2 separate regions of the Homo sapiens genome follow, and region 1 is linked to region 2. The links are chromatin contacts, found by Hi-C or POLR2A ChIA-PET in ENCODE. All regions are on one chromosome and are shown on one strand. The core of a region is the stretch at or near the end of the contact, and the rest is flanking DNA. Distances in the headings are between cores, read along the strand shown. Region 1 overlaps ITPR1 (inositol 1,4,5-trisphosphate receptor type 1). Region 2 has its middle 27 kb from the start of BHLHE40-AS1.

Evidence for each region. Hi-C counts contacts between places; a loop is a spot of excess contacts on that map. ChIA-PET counts read pairs that join two places held with the same protein, here RNA polymerase II (POLR2A). Pooled maps may share reads with other maps.
Region 1: a loop to region 2 is called in a pooled map, with 4 times the contacts of the local background. The contact joins two enhancer-like sites. A Hi-C loop is called at or near these places in 3 of 168 maps with a recorded cell type or tissue (B cell, CD4-positive, alpha-beta T cell and naive thymus-derived CD4-positive, alpha-beta T cell), 15 of 37 single-sample maps with no recorded cell type and 13 of 50 pooled maps. POLR2A ChIA-PET finds 5 or more read pairs at or near these places in 13 of 52 experiments (A549, GM12878, activated B cell and 7 more).

What each region holds. Positions count from the first base shown.
Region 1 is chr3:4,844,224-4,847,347 of GRCh38, forward strand. It overlaps ITPR1 (inositol 1,4,5-trisphosphate receptor type 1), which reads left to right. Exons shown (of 62, transcript NM_001378452.1): 62 at 1,916-3,124. The coding sequence ends at 2,002. All of the region lies in intron 2 of LOC124906209 (a long non-coding RNA gene), which reads right to left. Among named protein-coding and RNA genes, the nearest start is that of EGOT, 94 kb to the left of the region's middle. Within about 2 kb of position 1,773, at least 2 of the 41 ENCODE cell types and tissues checked have a DNase peak (open chromatin) inside an H3K27ac peak, as active enhancers do.
Region 2 is chr3:5,005,200-5,007,993 of GRCh38, forward strand. No RefSeq gene overlaps it. Among named protein-coding and RNA genes, the nearest start is that of BHLHE40-AS1, 27 kb to the left of the region's middle. RefSeq lists enhancers at 1,607-1,876, 2,397-2,526. Within about 2 kb of position 1,336, at least 5 of the 41 ENCODE cell types and tissues checked have a DNase peak (open chromatin) inside an H3K27ac peak, as active enhancers do.

The DNA.
Region 1 (3,124 bases), core at 523-3,022, 160 kb before region 2:
GATCCTCCCACTCTTAGCTTCTCAAGTAGCTGGGACTACAGGTGCACGCTACCATGCCTAGCTAATTTTTTTTCCCCTTTGGTAGAGATGGGGTTTTGCTACGTTGCCCAGGCTGGTCTCGAACTCCTGGGCTCAAGCAGTCTGCCCACCTCAGCCTCCCCAAGTGGTGGGATTACAGGCGTGAGCCCGCTGCACCTGGCTGAGCACACCAAGATTTCTAAATCAATTTGAACACTTGAGATTATCCAAATTTAGCTAAGTTGTATTGGATTCCCTCTCAAGGTTACCTGCCAAGGGAAGGGTTGTGGGAGAAAAATCTGAGCTAAACATCTGAACTATCAGGTAGTAAGATGAATGAATTACTGGCATTTTAACCTAATTGTGAATTTATTTCATGTGTCATATTAGGTTCTCCTTCCTGAGCCGAATCTGTGGATACAGTGTAGTGTGTAACACTTCCTTTAAAGATGTCACTCACCTAAGGAAACTTCAGGGGCTAGCTGGAATTTCCTAATCCAATTCTTAATTAAAAGCTTTATTAAAAGCTACCTTTTGGAAATACTAAGTCCTTGTAAGTCTTCTCATCTAAATTATAACAGAGAAAGCATCTCCACAGGAGCCTAAAAATAGTATTTTGATTTGAGAGGATAATGCTAGTTTTGAAGAAGAAAAAATAACCACATTGAAATTGAACCTAGGTAAATTAGTCTTGTTTTATGTTCTCTCCAGATATTTTGTACCAAAAATGAGTTCATGTGAAAAGTGAGATTAAGTGTCACATCTACTATGTGACAGATGCTATGCTAATAAATTTGCGTATAACCTCGCAATTCTCCACCAATCAGCTAGGAATTATCATCCTGATTGTATGGATGAGAAAACAGACTTTGATAAGTTAAATGACAAAACCATAAGAAACTAGATCTGATTCCAAAGCCTTTATTCTTTTTACCCTAATTCCTCTACAATTTTAGGAAGCTAAAAACATAGGAGTAGGACCTTAACCCACTTGCAGACAACAATTTTCTTGAATATATATTCCGTATAGCCTTTTTATCTCAGTTGACTTGAATGCTCACCCTAAAATCCAAAACTAAGACTAACTGGGTTAAGGAAAATCTTAATACAGAGACAGAAGTAAGTATGCCCTAAAATACCTAGAACAGGTCTAGAGACCCATCAACATGAGAATATATTTAGTTCAGCAACCAAATGAATAGAATCGGCTTCTTGTTTGGGATTTTGAAAGTACTTTTTCATTTGAACTAGTCTTAGGCAATGGTCTCGCCTGACCTTCAGCGAGCCTCAGTGTCTACTGGGTGGCAAGAAATAGATACCGTGAATGGTCACAGCATTATTTACAGCATTTAATCATTCTGGACCTCAAAGAGATTTGAGAACATTTCTCATTTTCCTAGTTATGGTAGGTAATTTTTTTTTTCTCTAACCAACTACTCAAGAGTCATTGAAGAGAAAAATCAGGACCCACTGAAAGTGTGGACACGAACCCTCCCTCTCAAACCTAGGATTCTAAACACTGCTTTTCTTGTTAGTATGGCGTGTTGTTACTATCGTACAAAGCCACCATTTTCCAATGAGTCTTCAAATCATTTGGAAGTGCATTTGGGAAACAAGAAAGAATCCTGTGCTTTTATTGTTTTTTGTTTCTTTATGAAACAAGTGGCAAGCAATACTTCTGAATGTTACATTGCATGACTAGGTCACAGAATTTCCCATTCTGCCTAAGAAGATGCCTTTTTTGAAGTGCTGTGTGTTTGATATAGCGATGGTACACTATTTGTAGAAAGTGGGTTTCAGTATAAACCATAACCACAGAGGTAAATCTATGGTTCAGTATGCGATTTGACGTACAGGAAGTATCTGGGTCTAATGATGAAACTTTTTAACTTTCCAGATGACAGAACAAAGGAAGCAGAAACAAAGAATTGGTCTTCTAGGACATCCTCCTCACATGAATGTCAACCCACAACAACCAGCATAAGCAAATGAAAGAAAGGAATTGTATTTACCTTTTATAATTATTATTAGTGTGGGTATGGCTAATGAGTTCTGATTCACCCACGAAGGTTACATTTATGCTGAATACATTTGTAAATACTCAGTTTTATACTGTATGTATATGATTGCTACTCTAAAGGTTTGGATATATGTATTGTAATTAGAATTGTTGGCATGATGACATTTCATTTGTGCCAAAAATATTAAAAATGCCTTTTTTGGAAGGACTAACAGAAAGCACCTGATTTGCACTTGAACCAGATTATAGATTTAAAAGTATATGACATGTATTTTGTATTTAAAACTAGAATAGCCAGTATTTATGTTTTTTATAAAACTGTGCAATACGAATTATGCAATCACAATACATTTGTAGCTCCCGAGTGTCCTAAAGGGAGTGCACTTCTTTGAAGCTGGTGTGTTAATACTATGTAATAAATGGTTAACTTTCAAATGATGCTGCTGCCAAAATTATATTAATAGTGAGTTTCAGGCCCCTGGGCATTTTGTACCATGTAATTATCCTCTGGTGATGCTGTTTCTCGTTAGTGGCAGTAGTGCCTCCGTCTCCTAGTGATAATGCTCCAAGTCTATGAACTGTTAAATCAGCATTCATTTTAAGAAAAGCAACTTTAGTTTCAAAGATACTTTTAAGCTTCTAAATTGATCATTTAAACTATTTCTTTAAATAAGAGAGCCAAATTAGAGGCTCATACTTTAGCTTGTGAAGAAGATAATGAATTTTTTAAAGGGAACTTTCTATGCAATGTTCAGGATAAATGCATACTGCTGGCCAATCAGTGTCATCTCCTGGGTAAATTTTGATGTCGCATTATAAAGACATGCATAATTGATGGTTTCTAGATTATCTAGTCCAAACAATAGAGTTTATTTTTTCTTCATCTGAACCAACATGCTACAGTAGCTAAGAAGTATTAAAACTATATACATCCATATAAAGATGAAATATGAACTATCTCATTAGAAGTCATAGTTGACCACAGACATGTTATTCTTCTGAAAGAGCCACATTTTGGTTTTATTTCTTGTCACATGATTTCTTTTCTTGATGGATGAAAAATATGAAAGGAAACTTTTATATCTG
Region 2 (2,794 bases), core at 86-2,585:
TTTCCCCAGCTCCTTCACACTCATCAAATCCTAGCTTCAGTGTCACCTCCCTTAAAAAGCCTTCCCTTGGCTGGGCATGGTGGCTCATGACTATAATCTCAGCACTTTGGGAAGCCGAGGTAGGAGGATCACTTGAGCCCAGGAGTTTGAGACCAGCCTGGGAAACACAGAGAGATCCCATCTCTACAAAAAATAAAGATTTTTAAAAAGGCTTCCCTTCTCTTCCTTTCTAAAGCACTGTCATGTTCTCACTTCTTCCACATCTCCCTGCAATGCCTGTTTTCTATTCCAATCTGCAATTCCCTTCCTTATTGACTTGCTGTGTGTTCATCACCTGACTCCCTTCAGTAGAACACACACAGATGAACCCTGACGGCGGGGGCCACGTGCAGGGCTCCATTTCTGTCATCTACAGCAGTGGCTGCCACACAGCAAGGACTCCATGAATACTTATTGAATCAGTGAGCGAATGAATAGCCAGCTGTACCATGTTGGAAAAATGACTTGTGGTCTTTGAATCTGTTTCCCCATCTCTAAAATGGGATTGGGATTCATGCCTCTTCTTTTTTTTTTTTTTTTTTTTTGAGACAGAGTCTCACTCTGTCGCCCAGGCTGGCGTGCAATGGCATCATCTCGGCTCACTGCAACCTCCACTTCCCGGGCTCAAGAGATTCTTCTGCCTCAGCCTCCCAGGTAGCTGGGATTACAGGCACCCACCACCATGCCCAGTTAATTTTTGTATTTTTAGTGGAGACGGGGTTTCACCATGTTGGCCAGGTTGGTCTCGAATGCCTGACCTCAAGTGATCTGCCTGCCTCAGCCTCCCAAAGGGCTGGGATTACAGGCATGCCTGGCCCCATGCCACTTCCTAAGGTGGATTACAATCATACAATCACGTTACCATATATTGAGGACTTACTGTGTTCCAGGCACTGTACTAGGTACATAAAACCTGGCATCTAGAAAGTGATCAGTTAATTTCAATATTCCCTATGTTACTACGATTGCTACTGCTAAACTCTATAGGTTGGAGACCCTGATTGAGGAGCTGAACCCTTGATCCTAAAATGCTCCCCTGCTCCCCGCACACCCAGAGGCTACCCCAAGGAAGAGAGACAATCCCAGAGGCTTGAAGCAAAGGGAACACGCTGGGAAAGAAAACTACTCTGAGGCAGGGTGCAGTGGCTCATGCCTGTAATCCCAGCAACTTGGGAGGCTGAGGTGGGCAGATTACTTGAGGCCAGGAGTTCGAGACCAGCCTTGGCGACATGGTGAAACCCCGACTCCACAAAAAATACAAAAATTAGCCGGGTGCAGTGGTGTGCACCTGTAGTTCCAGCTACTCAGGAGGCTGAGGCAGGAGAATCGCTTGACCCCGGATAGCAGAGATTGCAGTGAACCAAGATCATGTCACTGCACTCCAGCCTGGGTGACAGAGTGAGACCCTGTCTCAAAAAAAAAAAAAAGGAAAAGAAAAGAAAACAAAAGAAAAGAAAACTACTCTGATATTCTCAAAGGGGTTCCTTCTTTTTGGATTTCTCTATCTCTCTTGAGGATCCCATCCCACCCCACCGCCATTCAACCCCGCCTTTCCCAACCACATACCAAGAATAAACCTCACACCCTGTGTGCCTCTAGTGTCATAGTTTCCTGCCTCTATGGTCACGGGCTGCTTGGGCTCGGAGGGATTTTCCAGCTTAGGGCAGTGCTGGTGGGACCCGAGGCAATGTGACATAGGAGGAGCTGTGAAGAAGACCTAGAAAGAGGAAAGCCCCGAGCAGATGCTGACAGAGAACTGGAGTGGGGCCTCACAGAGGTACCTGGAGTGCAGGCTCCCGGGAAGGGGAACCAAGCCTTGCCTCTGATTTCAGCAAGTGCTCACAGAGCAGGCCATCTGGCGGCTCGCTGCCAGCCAAATGCTACTGACCAAGGACTTCCAAACTGACCAGGCCCAGAACAAGAAATTCTGTTTAGCATCTGGAGATCTATGGCCAGGCTGGATCCAAATGGATTCCAGTTTAGAGGGCTGTCCACTCCTTGGCAAAGTCCTGTTTTCTTAACCCTCTCTTCCCTTTTGAACCAGTGATCTAAGGGACTCCTCCTCAAGTCTTCTCTAATCCCTCGTAGCCCCACTAACAGCCATCACAGTCAGACACCCTCCTCAGAGAGCCATTTCTCCTCCTTGGTCTTTCTCTTCTAATTTCCACTCCTGATATCTAGCTAGCTACTTCTTCTAAACATGTCAAGGGACCTAGTTTCCAGTTCTGCTCTGGCTCTTACTCAGTGGCTTCTAGTAATTTCCAGCCCTTCTCTGTGCCTCAGTTGCCCCATTTGTAAAATGGGGCCCCAAAAGGTTCCTTTCGGCTCTGACATTCTAGGATCCAAAGTACAGAGATTAAGCCACAAGAATCCCTACCAGAAGGTAGGGGATCCAGCCTGGACCACAACCCCAGGGCTTGACAGTTTCCTGCCCAGCACTGCCTGCCCGCCTTCCTAGCTGTGTGGCCATAGCCAAGTTTCTGTTGAATGGACAGAGGGTAAGATGTTAGGATTAAAAAGTCAAAGTGGGCCAGACGTGGTAGCTCACGCCTGTAATCCCAGCATTTTGTGAAGCCAAGGTGGGTGGATTGCTTGAGGCCAGGAGTTCAAGACCAGCCTGGGCAACATGGCAAAACACCATCTCTACTAAAAATATAAAAGTTAGCTGGGCTTGGTGGTGTATGCCTGTGGTCCCAGCTACTCAGGAGGCTGAGGCACAAGAATCACTTGAACCTGGGAGGCGGAGGCTGCAGTG